Linked DNA regions of Homo sapiens: regions 1 and 2 are each linked to region 3. Evidence: read pairs that join two places in POLR2A ChIA-PET (ENCODE). Cell type or tissue: GM12878. All regions are shown on one strand. Links, peaks and the distances in the headings refer to the core of each region. The heading gives the core; the rest is flanking DNA.

Region 1 (6,329 bases), core at 378-5,377, 360 kb after region 3:
GGAGGAGAAAATGACAAAAAGCCATTCATACTTGTCAGGAGCTTAGCCCTTTTTGGAACTCAACACCTTTTAAGTGTCCTCCAGAGAAAGGAAGTGGAAGTACTGCCGGGGATTAGCCAAGCAGTGAATAAACCATCTGCGAGACCTGAATTCCCCTGCGTGGTGTCGTGGTGTCGGTCAGATGACCACAGGCAGGCCACTTGTCCCCAGGACAGCAATGCTCTCGGTTTCCCTGCCCTTCAGAGCGGGTCCTTGGGAGTTCCCAGCGCTGCCCAACCGGGGATCTTCTGTTGTGTGGTTCCTGGAACCTGTCCCCACCAGAGTCAGGGTGGGGGCACCTGCAGACAGGGAGACACACCTCCACTTCACACACAAATGGACAGTTATATTGAAAAGCAGCCCACTGGTTTTCAAAGACCCTTAGGATGCCATCCCTGCTGCCAGGAAGGGGTCAGAGGTTAGACTGAAGGGGGCTCAAGGCAGAGTCTGCTCAATCACCTGCCCCCACCCTGGGATTCCTGTACCTTTTCCCCACCCCAAACTTCATCCTTCCTACAGATCTCTGGGGGCTGGCACCTGCCAGGAGGAAAACAAGCAGGTCCCTTCTCTGGGCCAAACACAATGCCTGGTGTAGGTACCATGAGACCTGGGGATGTTAACATAACTCAGAAAACGCTTTGAGAACCAAACTCTTGTGCAACAATATGCCAATTTAAAAACCTCAGGACAGAGCAGGGCTGGGGGAAGCCCAGCTGTAGGGAGTGAGGCCTGGTGAGAGGCTGCCTGGAGGTTTCTTCCCTGGGAACAATGGACACTTATTGTCCAGCTCCAGCGGCAGAAGGGTCAGGACTTGGGAGAAGTTCAGGGAGTCAGCCCCTAGGCCAGGCTACCACGAGGTCACTCTGCAGCTTTAACTGCAGAAGGGGAGAGGAATGTCTAAAGGAACTCGCAGATGCACACTCATGCCCTAGTGCCACCGTCTGTAGCCCTCAGCTCAGGGATGGGCAGCCTGAGTTCTCACACCTCCTGCCAAGTTGCTGGTGCTCAGCGCTCTGCCATGAGCTTCCTGCTGCACACAGGGACACAGCGCTGCCACCTTCACCAGTCACCTCAGAAAACTTTTATGGGGAAATAAACGAAACCAGTTCAATGATTGATATTTTCAGGAGTAGTGGCCGACATGGGGTACTATTCATGTGGCCACTGCATCCATCCCTCATTCAGATGCCACTGCCTGGGGAGACGGGCCAGCTCTGCCACTGGCTTGTCCTTGCAGTGCCACGGTGAGCTCGTTTCAAATTAGAGAACTCAGGCCAGGTGCGGTGGCTCACGCCTGTAATCCCAGCACTTTGGGAGGGCGAGGTGGCTGGATCACATGAGGTCAGGAGTTCGAGACCAGCCTGGCCAACATGGTAAAATCCCGTCTTTACTAAAAATACAAAATTAGCCGGGAGTGGTGGCGCACGCCTGTGATCCCAGCTACTTGGGAGGCTGAGGCAGGAGAATCGCTTGAACCTGGGAGATAGAGGCTGTACTGAGTAGAGATCACACCACTGCACTCCAGCCTGGGTGACAGAGCCAGACTCTGTCTCAAAAAAACAAAACAAAACAAAACAGGCCAGGTGTGGTGGCTCATACCTGTAATCCCAGAACTTAGGGAGGCCGAGGCAGGTGGATCATTTGAGGTCAGGAGTTTGAGACCAGCCTGGCCAACAGGGTAAAACACCGTCTCTACTAAAAATACAAAAAAATTAGCCAGACGTGGTGGTGTACGCCTGTATTCCCAGCTACATGGGAGGCTGAGGCAGGAGAATGGCTTGAACCCAGGAAGTGGAAGCTGCAGTGAGCCGAGATTGCGCCACTTCACTCCAGCCTGGGTGACAGAGCTAGACTCCATCTCAAAACAAACAAACAAAAAACAAATTAGAGAACTCTGACAACCTTCCAGCTCCAGGCCCAGGTTTCCCCTTTTTGCTACGTTGGGACTTCCCACTGCCCCCAGAGCAGGGTTTTTATGGCAAACATGGGGGGTCACAGACTCTTGCTTCCTCTGTAACCCTAGAGGGTGGATGAACGTGTGTGTGAGAGGCACGGGGGCTAGACCCTGCTGGAGTCATACCCACACCTGCCCCCAGCTCAGCGGGGCCAGAAGAAACTCAGAGATTCCCGAGATGAACCGGCTCGGCCAGGACGCTTCCTTCTGACCCCCAAATGAGCTGTCCCGACCCTTTAGCAGCCCCCCTATGCTCACAGGCCATACAGCTGATGCCTGGCCCCATGGAGGTCCTGGTGGAGGGGGTGGTCACCTCACCCCTGCTGACCCTGGTCTGGCATCACGCTGGCGCCCACCACCGTGAGGGGAGGAAGGGCTGCGCCACTCTTGGAAAGGCAGGTCCCCTTATGTGGGAGGTGGGGAAATGACCCCCTCCACAGCAGCTCTGGCCTCCCTCAGGTGGGCGTGGTAAACACACAGCCACTCAGGCACACCACATGAAAGTCAAAGACAAGGACGTCTGTGGGAGCCGCCTCACCAGCTAAGACAGAGTAGAAAGGGACTTCTTAAACACAGGGACTTCCCCTGAACATTGAGTATCTCACACAACCTTAAAAAAGCAACTGCCACCAAAAAATTCAAAATGCTGTCAGAATCAGTGGACACGAAACGCTTGGGTGAAAGCTGGAGACGTGATAGGCTTTCGAGCCACCGTTGTCTCTCAGCAAGACACTTCTTAACTACAAAAGGGAAAAGAGTTAACTTGCAGTGCAGGAACTTGGCAGATATCACCTTAGCCCAGTGATGAGAGTTAACATCACCAGTAAGGGAATATGTCCAAGTTGCTGGCCACCAGGTAGAAAGCAATGAGAAAAACATGTTTCTGGGATATCCTGCCAAACATGCACAACCTGAACCCACTTATGAGGAAGCACCAGACAAACCCAAATTGAGAGGCTTTCTATAAAATACCGGGACTGTACTCTTCAAAAATGTCAGTATCATAAAACACCAAGAAAGGTGGGAGAACTGTTTCAGATGGAAGGAGAATAAAGATATATGAAAATTAAGTCAACATACAAGCCAAGATTTTCCTTTGCTATCAGGGACACTGTTAGTCCACGGACAAAAATCTCAATAAAGGCCAGCTGCGGTGGCTCACACCTGTAATCCCAGCACTTTGGGAGGCTGAGGTGGGTGGATCACTTGAGGTCAGGAGTTTGAGATCAGCCTGAGCAACACGGTGAAACCCCATCTCTACTAAAAATACCAAATTAGCCAGGCATGGTGGCGCATGCCTGTCATCCCAGCTACTTGGAAGGCTGAGGCAGGAGAGTCACTTGAACACGGGAGGTGGAGGTTGCAGTGAGCCGAGAGATCGCACCATTGTACCCCAGCCTGGGCAACAAGAGTGAAACTGTCTTGGGTGGGAAAAAAAAAAAATATATATATATATATATAAATAAAATTTATATATATATTTATTAAAATATATATTTAAATATATATTAATTTAAATATATATTTAAATATATATATTTAAATATATATTTAAATTAATATATATTTAATTTAAATATATATTAAAATATATATATTTAATTTAAATATATATATTTAATTTAAATATATATTTAAATTAAATATATATATTTAATTTAAATATATATTTAATTTAAATACATATTAAAATATATATATTTAATTTAAATACATATTAAAATATATATTTAATTTAAATATATATTTTAAAAATATATAAATTATATATTCAAAATATATATTTAATTTAAATATATATTTAAATATATCTAATTTAAATATATATTTAAATATATTTTAAATATATATTTAATATTAATGTATATTTAATATATATTTAAAATTAAATATATTTTAAATATACATTAATATTAAATATATATTAAATATATATTTAATATTAAATATATATTTAATATATATTTAATTTTAAATATGTATTTATATATAATTTTAAATATATATTTAATATTATATATTTAATATTATATATATTTAATATTAAATATATATTTAATATTATATATATATAATATTAAATATATATACAAATATTTAATTTTAATTGTTTTGAGATAGGGTCTTGCTCTGTCACCCAGGCTGGAGTACAATGGCACAATCTCAGCTCACTGCAACCTCTGCCTCCTGGGCTTAAGTGATCCTCTCATCTCAGCCTCCTGAGGAGCTGGGACTGCAGCCGCACACCACCACACTCGGCTAATTTTTTAAATTTTTTGTAGAGACAGGATTTTGCCATGTTGCCCAGGCTGGTCTCAAACTCCTGGGCTCAAGTAATCCATCCACCTCAGCCTCCCAAACTGCTGGGACTACTGGCGTGAGCCACTGTGCCCAACCTAAAAATAAATTATTGTTGAAATTGTATCTCAGTTTTTAAAACCTGTTACAGCCAAAAGACAACATAGACTCCTAAAAGGAGTCTTGGACTGGGTCAGAAGTAGATTCTAACTCTGAGCCTCTCCTTTACTGAAGGGAGACTCCCTGAAACTATTGGTATGGCATAAAAGATGAAATGCTCCTGATTATTGTAAATACAAAATTGCATGCAGGATTGTGTAAAGACAATGCCAGGTTGGACTGCCAGAATGAGCCAACAGCGCGTGATGTGCTTCCCCCTGCAGAGAGCCTATGAATGGACGTGCAGTCAGGGAGGTTTCACATCACCAAGATTCCTATCCCAGAAAAGCAGATGTTCATAGCTCTGGGAATGGAATGCGACCCTTGTGGAGAGCCTATAAACGGACTCATGGGGTGTGCCTGTCCATATGGACAACATAGGGCTATAAACGCCCTCACCTATAAACACCCCACGGCTCTTCTAGGCCTCTTTAGGGTTATGGCATACTCCCTTCTGAGAATTTCTGGTCTAACTGGTTGTCTAGCTTCACCTCCCGTTGCTATGGATTGTTTGTAACCAGCTTTTGCTGCAACTGTTACTGCTGATTAATATCTTGCTAATCATAGGTTATGGAAAGACTGTATTTCTGTTTTAAGGCTCTGTTAGAAATTACTGATGCACACACTATATTGTAAATTCTTATCCCTGTATACTGTACTTCTGCATACAGATGTTATGTTAAAGAATTACTTCATCACCATGTGACCGTCTCACCTCATAATCAAATGACCCTAAATCCCTCACTAACCTACCCCCGCCCTCACTAAACTTAATAATAAATGCTGGTATATCCAGTGCATTGTTGGCACCGCGGGCGACCCCCCTGTTGGACCCAGCTTTCACTATCTTGTGTGTGTCTATTATTTCTTGACCTGCCGATCTGCCTGGGAACAAAGAGAGAGCCCCATTGCATTGCCGGCTGCTGGCCAGATCCCACAATACCTTACTAGCTATGTAGCCCTGGGCCATCACATCTGCTATGAGGGTAATCACCCCACCCATCCATTCTGTTGGGTTACTTTTTTTTTCTTTTTCTTTTTTTTTGAGACAGGTCTCACTCTGTCACTCCGGCTGGAATGCAGTGGTGGTCTCGGCTCACTGCAGCCTCAACCTCCTGGGCTGAAGTGATCCTCCTGCCTCAGCCTCCCAAAGTGCTGGGATTACAGGTGTGAGCTACCACTCCTGGCCCTGTTGGGTTATTGGTGATTAGTGAGCTAATGAATGGAACAGCACTCTGCAAACATCAGGGGCCAGACACAGCTCATGCTGAAATGTGATTTCCTGAGGATGAGGTCTAAACTGCCCTCCTCTCTCTGTAAAGGGGGCCACGCAGGTGCTCTCCTGGGAACTTGTGCACGTGCAGGATTCTCTCTAACCTCCTGCCTTTATGTGGCTGTAATCAGTGTTAGCGATGGTTTCTGTCACTTCGCATTGAATCATATCATTTAAAAAAATGACTTACAGAATTCAAAACCAGTATCAAAGAGCTGCATACCATTTCAGAAGGGGAGGGTAGACTCTTAACTTCCTGTTCCCCCACTGTTGGACCTTGAGGTCACTTCCAAATTCTCACCATAAGTGCCTCACAAACACCTTCGTACATACAGCTTTGTACATATTTTAGATTATCTCATTAGACTAGGCTTTGGTAAATAGGATTATTGGATCAAGGGGTATGAACCAAATACTTTCTACAAAGACTATTTCAATTCACACCATCAATAATACTGTAGAAAAATGCCAGTGAAACTCGCATTTATCATGTTTGTATTCTGCCTTTTTTTTTTTTTTTGATATGGAGACTTGCTCTATCACCCAGGCTGGAGTGCAGTGGCGCGATCGTGGCTCACTGCAACCTCCACTTCCCAGGTTCAAGCG
Region 2 (6,329 bases), core at 641-5,640, 120 kb before region 3:
TAACTGAATAGGGAAATCTAGAGATGTAAGTCAGAAAACACATTTAGGGGTTAAATGAGTGAACAGTGGTGGAGTATCTTTCATATGTAACATATACTATGATGCCTAATTAGCTTGAGTACATTTTTAATGGTGAAATAATGAAAAAGACTTAAAGGTACTGGATATTTAATGCATATATAATGACAAATAGTCATTATGTATGAATTCAATGGACTTGGTAAAGTGACTAGAAATTTACCCATTTCCAGGCATTTAAGCATTCACTTAAAAGAATGAAGTGACTAACTTACCTTCTCCCATCTATCTCTGGTACTTACAATACGCATTATAAAACTCAGACTAATACTAAGGAAGGAGTAAAATAGTGAAGCATTTATCCTCACTTTTTCTAGTATTTAGGGTATTCACATAGCTCCAAAGTAAAATTCATGCACAGCCATCTATTCTGCAGTATTTAAAACTTTTTAAAACAACAAATCACTCTTGTCCACATACATTTTAAAGTAATTTAACAAACAAAATACACTGCTCCATCTTCATAGACAGTATTTTTAATTTTGGAAAGTCTGGTTTTCTCAGCTGGTGAAGCTGTCAGAATAAATAGAAGGCAATATCTGGAAAGATGACAAACACATGGGTCAATGTCAAATACAAGCCAATCTCTGTCAAGAAAAAGAGCCAAATTCCTGCATTTCCATTTAAATTACGTTATCCAACTCAAATACCACCATGCCACTTCAAATGAAAATAGTTTCCCTTTAAACAGAGCTTTTTACAAAACTGATAGAGTATAACAGATTAAACAACTCTTTCAGCAATTTTCTTAGCTACTACAAAGTAAGGCATCTATGTATAATTATAATAAGGGGAACATTTAACAATTAATTGAGCCAGCTAAAGCTAAATCTCCAGAGCTTAGGAGTTCAAATGCTTGCTCACTAAGAAAAAAGGACAGAGGATTTTAATATAACTGCAGGAAATCTCAGTCCAATTAGATTCTAGGTAAATATAAATCTTGTTGCACTGTGATTGGAACTCTGTCACAGTCCTCCGGACTGATTTTAGCATCTGGCTTGGAGAGTCAAACCAAAGAACTCCTTGCCCCACTGTTTCTCTCCACACACTACTGAATTAATCAAGTACCTCCAGGTTCTGTGCTGAACAAAGAAGGTCTTCTGAAGGCTGTCAGCTTGCTTTTACAACCAACCAATAAGACTCACAGAACATATCATACAACTGTGAGGCAGTAACATCTCTGAAAATATTCATGATTTACCCTAGTTTATCATGGCGACACCTTAAGTAATTCACTGTCTTTCCTCATTCAGAATTAGATCACGTGAGGCCAGGAGCCATCCCCTTTTGGAGTTTTGATAATGGAGACTTAGCAACTATCTTTCAAACCAAGGAGGATTAAAAATTAAGTAATCAAATTAACTAGGGTGGCAGTTCACTTCCTTAACTTAATATACATCTTTTATCTCTGTGAAGATCTAGAAAAGTGCAGAAGGATTTAACAGAATCAAAAGTATCGTATTAACATTTTGGGGGTCAAAAAATCAGGATATATTTTATATTTTAAATAATTTTATAGTTGAAAGAATTTGGTCTGTTAGAAACTGGCCTTGTAACCCCAATCTAAAACCCCAATCTAAAACAGTAACACTTAACAAGGATTTTAATATAGGACTGGCCCTTTCTGAGTTCCGCACCTATGTGCTTGTGTATATACTTATTTAATCCCCATCACAATTCTGGAGGTAGGTACTCTTATCCCCATTTTATTGATGAAAAGACAAAGGCACAGAGGCTGTCCTCTACTCCACGTTAACCCACCAGCAGTGGGGTACTAGATTATGCTGTCCTTTCTCCCTCTGTGTAACTGATTCAGATTTGTGGTCAAGATGAAACCTAAGGAAGTTTATGCACAACACTGAAACATCTAAGAGAATTTTTTAGGGCTGTTTCACTTGTAAGTCTAATTAACTTATAAGAAGAGTTAAGTACTTGAGGTTTGTGTTAATAGACTTTTTAAAAATAGAAACCAAATATTAAATTAGTAAAGGCAAGCTTAAATGTTGAAGATATTAACGAGTTTATAAACAAGACTAATTTGTAATTCAAAATCCCTTAAAAGTGATTAAAATGTTTAATTTATAAATGAGATTTATAAGCTGAATTTTTTAAAAAGTGTAACAGTGTCCTTCAATTTGCAACTTTAACAAATTGAATATCAATTTTTTTAAACCTAGGTAAACCTTCTGGACAGTCATTTCTGCATATAAATATCAATCTTAAGGACTCTTCCCAAAAAGTCCTCCCATCAACTGCTCTGTGCACATGTCTCCTACTCAACTGCTAAAGGAAGAACAGCTGAGACAATGCTACCCAAGAGAGGCACCTAGGGCTAAGCACTCACATCTAGCAGCTAACTCTGCCTGCGCTAATAGGTATCTAGGGAATGAGTAAGTGCCTAGAATGTGCTAGACACTTTTCCAAGTACCTGGGATACATCGGGGAAAAAGATCCCTGTCCTGCTGGAACCAACCAGCATGGAAAAAGACACACAACAGAAATGGAAATGGAAGATGCCATGGGTGTGAGTGACTGTGAAAGGTGGGGGGATCCAAGAATTGAAAATCCTAGTGGGCTCAAACAATTTCTGGATCAATTGGCCCCAGGAAGGTGGAAAGTTAAGAGGTAGAAGAGTGGAATCCATGAGTAGGTCATCACCAGGCTGCATTCCTGAATCTGATCATTAATTGCTCATAAAAATACCTTCAAAGATTGACCTTTCAACATGTTTTTGCTCATTATTGAGCCCAATTTTTAAACAGCCACCTAAAGAACATTTCTGTTTCCTCTGGAACACAGTTTTTGAACACACTGTGGTTCACTGCTTCTTATGTAGATATTTCTGCTATAACACAATATATGTTACTGGGAAGACCACATATTCAGCAAAAATGTTCACTAAAAATGAAAGGACTTACGTAAAATACAGGGTAAAAAGCAGACTACTCAAACCCTATGCAACTCTGAAATCAGATGGCTATTTTGTTAAAAATCAATACTTAAGAAATAAGAAACCCAGGCAGTTACCCAAGAGTGGCTGCACGCTGCCAAAGGTGATACTGAGAATACATGAAAACAACAGATGCTGGCTTGAAGGCACCAAAACAATGCAGTAATCTGGGGGTTTTTGTGAAGGTGAGCACAGCAGACAGGGCAACCTGCCACAGAGCATAATGTTAGCGTGTGCCTCTCTGGGGAGGGAACCCCAGGGGACAGGTGTTCATTTTTCATTTCATTTTCAATAGAAATGAGAAAGCTCCTGCTGATGCAACAGCCAGAGTGAAAGTTTAAATTCTCACCTATTTTTTTCCTTTCCTGCTAAAATACAATCCCACATTATACCATTAAAGTATATATTATAATTCTATTCCATCTGGTCACACTCCTCTTGCCTAGCAAAAGTTGCACATGAACCAGCATAAAGTGCACATTCTATTGACCTCACTGTTCTATTTACTTACCTATCACACACAAAGCAAAACAAACTATTGCTAAATATCCATATGCAATAACAAGGTCTCATGGCCAGCCCACATCTATTTCCCCTACCAAACTGCTTCCCAAGCTCATTGTGGGGAATAACTTTAGCCCCATCATGTGCAGGCTTGGGAAAGCAATCAATCCAGGTTTCTGTCTTTTTTTATACAAGACATGTGCATGCAATTCAAGGTAGACATACTATATTTACTCTTTTGGAACTGTGAATCTTGAGCTGAGTGACAGCAAGGACAGGAAGATCCTGAAGGGCCCTATTCCAGTTATAGCATGTGGTTGGAACGGTCAGTAGTTCCCGCCAACCAAGTACCTGAACGCTCTCGTTCCAAGTAGGTTTTGGAGGCTTTTTTCCAGCTTCCCAACCATTATGGGGGAAGCCTGTAATTATGTGAGCCACTCTAACAACACATTGCCCTTTGTGTTATGTGATCAATGTACACCACCTTGCATCAAAAAACTTTTCATGCATACAACATGCTTGCTTTTTATTAGATCATAGAAAAATGTGTATTTCTCTTTCAGTTACTTAGGGTTCAAAATCCAGTAATCACCATTAGCCTATGTATTCTTGAACAATTTACTACTCACCTTCTCAGCTTACTTCCCATAGTTTCCTTATGGACTATGTTGCCCAGGCTAGCCTCAAACTTCTGGGCTCAAGTGATCCTGCCAACTCAGTCTCCTGAGGAGCTGGGACTACAGATGCTCACCACTGTGCCTGACTAGACATACAATTTTTGGCAACAGGAGAGCTATAAATAATTTTAGGAGTAAAAGGAGAAAAGAGAAAAAGAGCAAAGTAATTATATCACTTGCATTTTCGAAGAAATCAGTCTATCTCTTCTTTTTTCTTCCACACAGGTTATTTGTTTTTTGTATTCTCTTCAGGGTTTTATGCAAATGTCCGTTCATTCTTGGCTTTAACCAGTTCTCACAGGCCCATACCATTTTACAAACCAGCTGTGTGACTTTGGCCTCCATGTCTTTGTTTCCTCATCTGTACAGCAGGGAAACAATGTCTAGGTTGTATAGGAATTTTCTAAGGACTAGAAATTACACACTCAAAGCAAATCCAGTAGATAGAAGGTGCTTTAAAACTGGTTGTCACCCATGTTGTAGCTCCCTTACTATTTACAGCCAAGTTCACAGTGCCCTTTGCAATCAGGCACTTTAGAAGATGCAAATTATTCCCAATAATTTGGCCAGAATGTAATTCTGCAGCCACCTCTGTTCTTCTTGAACTGCATGCATCATATTTTAACGTCAAAATCTCAAGCCATGAAATCACATATTTTTTCTCTAATTTTTGATCTGCCTAATTTGTAGTCTGCCACAGGTAAGTGACAAGCATGCTGGGTACTAATCCTCTCACCTCATGCAATGGACTCATTTTATATCTGCGTTAGCTTGAAAAAGACTGGGAAGCACTAATGAGTGATTAGTGACTCTCAAATCTAAACGTGTGTTTAAATCACCTGGACATCTTATTATATAAAACATGGATTTTGATTCAGCAGATTGGGGGCGGAATCTGAGATTCTGCATTTCTAACCAACTCCCATGGGATGCCAATCTGTGGCCAATGCTTGGTGCAGAGAACAACTACAGTACAGGTTTCATGATACTTAATGATCCTTTCCCTATAAAATCAAAAAAGATATGATTAATTTGTCTCAAATATCACTTCCCATTTCTCTAATTAGAATAACTTTAGTATTTTCTCTTTCCTCTATCCTCACGAAGTAATAAGTTTTTATGTGCTAAAGAATTGTCTTTCACATACGTGGAATTTGAATAACTTCCTAATATACATGAAAAGGCAATCAACTAAAAGATGAAATAAAATTTCAAAAGAAACAGAAGAAATTAAAAGTTAACTAATGTAATCCATAACTAAAAGTTCACTATAATGTGACTGAAAATAAGAACTACATTTTCCCAACTGTTCCAAAGACATACAACTAAGAGAACTGAGGAGATGTCACTCAAATGTGAAACACCTGAACCTGAGTCTACCTAACAACAAAGCTCTCAAATGTGAAACACCTGAACCTGAGTCTACCTAACAACAAAGCTCTTCCTGCCTGTTACAGGATGAGTTTGTCCTTCCCAAAATTCGTATGTTGAAGTCTTTACTCCCAATAGCTCAGAATGTGACCTTATTAAAGAACAGGTAAGGCCAGGCACAGTGGCTCATGCCCGTAATCTCAACACTTTGAGATGCTGAGGCAAGACTCCTGGCTTGAGTCCAGGAGTTCAAGACCAGCCTAGACAACAAAACAAGATCCCTTCTCTAAAAAAAAATTAGAAACTAGCTGGGCACAGTGCCGTGCACCTGTAGTTCCAGCTACTTGAGAGGCTGAGGCAGGAGGACCACTTGAGCTCGGGAGTTCAAGGCTTCAGTAAGCCGTGTTCATGTCACTGCACTGTTGTCTGGACAACAGAGTGAGACCCTTCCCCGCCACTCAAAAAAAAACAAACAAACAAAAAAAAAACAGGGTCATCATTGCCAATGTAACTAAAATAAGGACACATGAAAATATAATTACACTGTAGGTGTGATTAGTTAACATTAAGTAAGGTGAGCCCTAATCCAATATGACTGGCATCCTTACAAAAAGGAAAAATGTAGATAGACACAGAGATATGTACACAAAGAGAATGCTATGAAAGATCACCACTACGCTGCCACAAAGCAGCAAACTACTGTAAGCAAGGACAGAGGCTTGAAACAGATCCTTCCCTGGTGCCTTCAG
Region 3 (6,329 bases), core at 443-5,442:
GGTCTCGCTCTGTCACCCAGGATGGTTTCTTAATATATTTACTATAATTATTCCCTTGGAATACTAATATTAATACTAAGTTAAATTCTTTGAAAATCCAGCCAGTGTCAGTTATGCTAAATGAAAACAAAACACTTTGTACAATTTTATATTTAAAAAGAGAAGCTCTACACTCTAGGATTAGAAGCAGTGGAGCCAGCAAGACTCTCAGGGCAACATTAGCTACCATTTATGGAGCACTTCTTATGTTCCATGTGCCAGGCTAAATTATTTTCATACATTATCCCACTAATGTATAAACAACCCTATCATTTAGCTATTATCAGCTCCATTATATAGACAAGGAAATGGAGGCACAAAGACGTTCCATAACTCTAACAGGATTACAGGACAGAGAGGTGGCAGAACAAGGATTCAAACCCAATCCTTCTGTTCTCAAGCTCAGACTCGGAACCATTATGCTTTACCGTCTTACCAAAATGAGAATCAAAATGAAAGAACCTCAAAGAGAAATAAAAACTCAAAGGAAGAATCTGAGTTCTTTAAACAACACCAGAGCAATCCTGTCCTAAAACTGGAGGATTTTCAGGTTTTGCAATGTGACAAACTTGGAAAAGATACATCTGACACTAAATCCTTTGGCAATTTTATTCCACCTCGGGGCTTCAACTACCCCATTCTCAGTATCTCCATCTTAACCTTGATGACTTCTCAAGATATTAAATATTTCCATCTGCCTAATGACAAAAATCACTCATCTCAATAAAAAGCTGTATTTATTAGCATCTTCTTCCTCAAATCAGTTTGTCCTCCTGTGTTCCCAATTTTTTAATGGCACAGGTGTAATGCAAATTACCTATGCTTCACACCTCCCCCACATGTAAGACTATATGCCTTGTTCTAACAGTTGCCAAATCCAACTAATTCTACCTCTACAACGTCTCCCATCTGTCATACCTCTTCATTTCCCCTACAGTTAGAAAGGTTAGATTCTCGGCCGGGCATGGTGGCTCATGCCTGTAATCCCAGCATTTTGGGAGGTCGAGGCAGGCAGATCACCTAAGGTCAGGAGTTCAAGACCAGCCTGACCAACATGGAGAAACTCCCCCGTCTCTACTAAAAATACAAAAAAATAGTCGGGCGTGGTGGTGCATGCCTGTAATCCCAGCTACTCGGAAGGCTGAGGCAGGAGACTCACTTAAACCCAAGAGGCGGAGGTTGCAGTGAGCCAAGATCACGCCATTGCACTCCAGACTGGGCAACAAGAGTGAAACTCTGTCTCAAAAAAAAGGAAAAGAAAAAAGAAAGGTTAGATTCTCATTACTTTCCACCCAGTCTTCACTCTCTTCCTTTCATGACATACTAGAAATAGCTATCCTAAAACACAACTCTATCATGTCACTCCTTTATCAGAACACCTTCAAAAAGGCTCCATTCCCCACCAATCAACCCTTCAAGATTCAGACCAAATGCCTCCTTCTCCAAGCAACCTTGTGTAATCTCCTTCCCCTAAGGAGAGGTCATTGCTTCCTCCTCTGAACTTCAGCAGTACCTCACTTGACCCTTACCAATTTCAGCCTCCTATCACAAGTACCTGTACTGACATACAAGCATCGTCACCCTACTGGAAGACAAGCGCCTTAGGAGAAGGTTCAATGTCTAATTGAACTGTGAGTCTCCCACAAATTCTGGTGAAAATATACTTGCACACAGTAGGTACTTAAATATTTGACAAATGAATGAAAAAATTACAAATCAGCTTTCTCGGTTATAACACAAGCTTTTCAGCACAAGAACTTGTGCCCATTTACTTAATTTTTTTAAAACATACAAATTGTGAAGACTAATCATAATTTCCATGAAACCAGCCCTTTTTGGTTCCTAGAATACCCGAGAAAGGTGCTTATTTTATTTGAAGACAAAAAAAGTAGCATCAGTTAGCTAGGTCAGGCACCATCTAACTCTACTATTCACTGAGGCCAGGAACATTTCCTAGGGCCTCAGCTTTGGTCCTTCTGGATGAAGCCTCAGGGGGACTTTCCTCTGATAATGGACTAAACGATTCAAGATGACCTTAATGACCACCCTGTTTAAAACAGCCTCCTTATTTCTCCAATACTTCTTCTCCAAACATTGATGTTTCCACCATAAGGTCAGCTCCTCTTTTTCTTCCCCTTATGGCAAGGCTTATGGAGAAACTACACCACATAAATGAAGACTAGGAGCTCAAAATTCCAGAATGACCTGGGACCATGGAAAATTAGTATTTTGCCTTCTACAGTAAAGTCACACTCTTGAGCAAAGGAGGAAAAAAAAATTATCACAGTCCCTCAATCAGCAAAAATCTAGGCATGGAAGACTAAAAGAAGTTAGGGTCCAGTAAGCTTAAAAAAGAAAACAGTGACTCAGAAATTTCCTATCTGCAATATATAGCAGGTTTAGAGGACGAAAATGAAAACAGAAGATTATTTCTAGACAGCTTGATGGAGAAAGATAATATTTACCTCAGTAAAGTTACAACCATAGGAACAAATCCAGATTCTATTTGTTTTTGTACAACTCTGCAAAAAATCATAGGGTGTAATTCACTTCTCAGTTCAGAAATAAGACGTCCTTAAAAAAATAAGTAAGAGGTACTTCTTGAAAACTAAAAGAAAAAAAATCTACTCCCATAATCAAGAGTTTCCATGCAGTATTAAAAATGATGTCCAGCTGGGCGCAGTGGCTCACACCTGTAATCCCAGCACTTCGGGAGACTGAGGCGCATGGATCATTTGAAATCAGGAGTTTGAGACCAGCCTGACCAACATAATGAAACCCCGTCTCAACTAAAAACACAAAAAAATCAGCCAGATGTGGAGGCGCACGCCTGTAATCCCAGCCACTCAGGAGGCTAAGGCAGGGGAATCACTTGACCCTGGGAGGCAGAGGTTGCAGTGAGGCAAGATCGAACCACTGCACTCCAACCTGGGCGACAGAGCTAGACTCCGTCTCAAAAAACAAACAAACAAAAAACAAGACCGGGCACGGTGGCTCATGCCTGTAATCCCAGCACTTTGGGAGGCCGAGGCAGGCGGATCACGAGGTCAGGAGATAGAGACCATCCTGGCCAACATGGTGAAGCCCCATCTCTACTAAAAGTACAAAAATTAGCCGGGTGTGGTGGCATGCGCACCTGTAGTCCCAACTACTCGGGAGGCCGAGGCAGGAGAATCACTTGAACCCAGAAAGCAGAGGTTGCAGTAAGCCGAGATCACGCCACTGCACTCCAGCCTGGCAACAGATCAAGACTCCGTCTAAAAAAAAAAAAAAAAAGTCCCTCCTATAATTCAGGAAGTGAAGGTGCTAGTTGACTGTTATTTATTCTCACTCAAAAAGCTAACTCAAGGTCAAGAAGACCTCTGCCACCAGCTGCAGTGTACCAATCCTAGGAGGCTATTTCTCAGAACCCCATGCTTCTTATCAAGATGGTTCCCACGCTGTCTTCCCTTTCCCTCATCACTGCCTCCTCCAGGTCAAAGAATATCCCCAGGGCAAGTTGCAGCTGCTCCTTATGCACTCAGCCCTGGCCTCAGAGTACACATGGGTTTTGCCTCATCTATGACTCTTGGGGGAAGCTTACTATGCAGAGAGCAACTGCAATGTGTCGCTCTCTATAGGATCCCAGCCAGGTGCCTTAGTGCCATCGGGAAAATGAGAGGAAACAAGGAACACACAAAAATCATGAAATACTGCTTCGGGTACTAACTCCAAGACAGAATTTTTTTCTTAAGTTAAATGTTTAAAAACAAAAAAAAGCTACAGTCATCTATGTATTCAGTCATCCAGTCAATCCCATGCCAAGTATAATCTCTGTTAACTATGCTTAGTGTGGTCAGAAAGGAAGTCTAGATAAACAATCACAACAACAGAGTGGGCTGAATGCAAACAGCCGGGGTTCAAGGAAGGCTCCCTGAAGAAAATTACCTGTAAACTGAAGCAAGCAAGAGGTGACCAGGCTAAGAAGAAAAGAATGTTCACCACACAGCCATTACTCAGGGACGTAATTCACCCAGATTTCTATTTTTAAAAGATCAAAGGCTCCAAAAAAGCAAAGGGCCAGTAAGCACAAGACAGAGGCTCAACCTCATTAGGGAAATGCAAATCAAAACTGTAAGATACCACTTCACACCCATCAGAATGGCTACAATCCAAAACCCAGATAGTAAGTATTAGTGCTAATGTGGAAAAACTGCAAGGTTCATGCATTGCTAGTAAAATTGTAACATGGTGTAGCCACTTTGGAAAACAGTTTGTCAGTTTCTCAAAATGTTAAACAGAGGTTCCATACCCCCCAAAAATTTCACTCTTAGGCTTTGGAAGTCACCCCAAGAGAAATGCAAATACACATCCTCACAGAAGTTTGTACATGAACGTTCACAACAGCATTTTTTTAACAGCCAAAAAGTAGAACCATTCAAAGTGTCCATCAACTAGTGAATAAATAAAATGTGGCATAGCCACACAATGGACTATGATTTGGCATTTATTGGGAATGAAGTACAGATGTTATGCTACCACATGGGTGAACCTTGAAAACATTATACTAAGTCAAAGCAGCCAGTTACAAAAGACTACATGATTCAATTAACGTGAAATGTCCAGAATAGGCAAATCCATAAAGACAGAAAGAAGATTAAGGGCTGCTTAGGGCTGGGGGATGAGTAGAGGAGGAAATGAGGAGTAACTGCTCATGGATACAGGATTTCTTCTGGGCATAATTAAATGTTCTGAAATTGCAGTGATGATTGCACAACTCTGTGAACACAAAAAACAATTGAATTGTACAATTTAAGTAGGTAAATTATATGATATGTGAATTGTATCTCAATAAAGCTGTTATAAAACCAAACAAAAGGCCGGATGCGGTGGCTCATGTCTGTAATACCAGCACTTTGGGAGGCTGAGGTGGATGGATCACCCGAGGTCAGGAGTTCAAAACCAGCCAGGTCAACCTGGTGAAACCCCATCTCTACTAAAAATACAAAATTATGCCAGGCGAGGTAGCTCATACCTGTAATCTCAGCACTTTGGGAGACCGAGGCAGGCGGATCACAAGGTCAGGAGATCGAGACCATCCTGGCCAACATGGTGAAACCCCGTCTCTACTAAAAATACAAAAATTAGTAGGACATGGTGGCACGTGCCTGCAATCCCGGCTACCCGGGAGGCTGAGGCAAGAGAATCGCTTGAACCAGGGAGTCGGAGGTTGCAGTGAGTCAAGATCGCACCACTGCACTCCAGCCTGGCGACAGAGCGAGACTCCGTCTCAAAAAAAAAAAAATTAGCCGAGTGTGCTGGTGCATGCCTGTAATCCTAGCTACTTGGGAGGCTGAGGCAGGAGAATCACTTGAACCTGGGAGGCAGAGGTTGCAGTGAGCTGAGATTGCAACACTGCACTCCAGCCTGGGCAACAATGAAACTGCATCTCAAAACAACAACAACAAAAAGAAAAAACAAACAAAAGATCAAAAGGACTACAGCAGTGAAGAACAAAATTTCTAATTTTGTTAGAAATTAGAGGATTTGAACATGCCAACTGGTTTGGAATCTATAAAGTAATTCAAGCAAGAGACAGTGGCCAGGTGCAGTGGCTCACGCCTATAATCCCCGCACTTGGGAGGCCAAGGCTGGCAGACCACTTGAGGTCGGGAGTTCAAGACCAGCCTGGCCAACATGGTGAAACCCCATCTCTACTAAAAATCAAAAAATTAGCTGGATGTAGTGGCACGCACCTATAATCCCAGCTACTCAGGAGGCTGACGTGGGAGAATCACTTGAACCCAGGAGGTGGAGGTTGCAGTCAGCCAAGAGCCAAGATTACACCACTGCCCTCCAGCCTAGGCAACACAGCAAGACTCCATTGCAAAAAAAAAAAAAAAAAGAAAAGAAAAAAAAGAGAGAGAGAGAGACAGTGGCCTGAACTAGCGTAATGGATTAGGAAGAGATAAGAGATACAGGAAAAAGAAACAATACTTGATTCTATATAGTGGGGAGAAGAGAAGGAATCAACACAGCCCAGGGTTACTTACTTAGAAAATTGAGTAGCATTTATCAAAACAGGAAAACACAGAAAGACATGTTTGGGAGCAGGAAAATTCACAATATTGTGAAATTTAATTATATTTACAAAAGTTATATAAGGACTTAGAGAAGGTTTTAAGAAGGTTTTGTTTTAAGGTTTTGTTGGAAGCTTTCTTGGGCATTTATCTAATTTTAAAATGCAATTTAATGTTAGTTATGTTTATAAGTAGAACTGGATATTTAAACAGAATTCAACTTGAATTAAT

What was found. ChIA-PET counts read pairs that join two places held together with the same protein. Peaks named below come from ENCODE experiments on the same cell type or tissue, not always from the same donor. Only the 100,000 strongest peaks of a DNase experiment are listed, where the experiment ranks them.
Region 1: POLR2A ChIA-PET joins it to region 3 with 7 read pairs; 1 of 35 experiments calls an interaction of 5 or more read pairs at or near these places.
Region 2: POLR2A ChIA-PET joins it to region 3 with 5 read pairs; 3 of 35 experiments call an interaction of 5 or more read pairs at or near these places.

Annotation. Positions count from the first base shown.
Region 1 is chr1:9,119,740-9,126,068 of GRCh38, forward strand. All of the region lies in intron 1 of GPR157 (G protein-coupled receptor 157), which reads right to left. Among named protein-coding and RNA genes, the nearest start is that of GPR157, 6.2 kb to the right of the region's middle. RefSeq lists enhancers at 1,882-2,382, 2,383-2,883. In GM12878, for the core only: no CTCF peak of the experiment used is centred there; a DNase peak (open chromatin) is centred at 2,572; H3K4me3 peaks cover 1,119 bases; H3K27ac peaks cover 2,062 bases.
Region 2 is chr1:8,640,499-8,646,827 of GRCh38, forward strand. All of the region lies in intron 2 of RERE (arginine-glutamic acid dipeptide repeats), which reads right to left. Among named protein-coding and RNA genes, the nearest start is that of SNORD128, 150 kb to the left of the region's middle. RefSeq lists a silencer at 3,151-3,280. In GM12878, for the core only: no CTCF peak of the experiment used is centred there; a DNase peak (open chromatin) is centred at 3,243; H3K27ac peaks cover 2,756 bases.
Region 3 is chr1:8,760,641-8,766,969 of GRCh38, forward strand. All of the region lies in intron 1 of RERE (arginine-glutamic acid dipeptide repeats), which reads right to left. Among named protein-coding and RNA genes, the nearest start is that of RERE, 54 kb to the right of the region's middle. RefSeq lists an enhancer at 3,431-3,480. In GM12878, for the core only: a CTCF peak has its summit at 3,532 (motif pointing left); DNase peaks (open chromatin) are centred at 3,451 and 4,031; H3K4me3 peaks cover 1,849 bases; H3K27ac peaks cover 3,005 bases.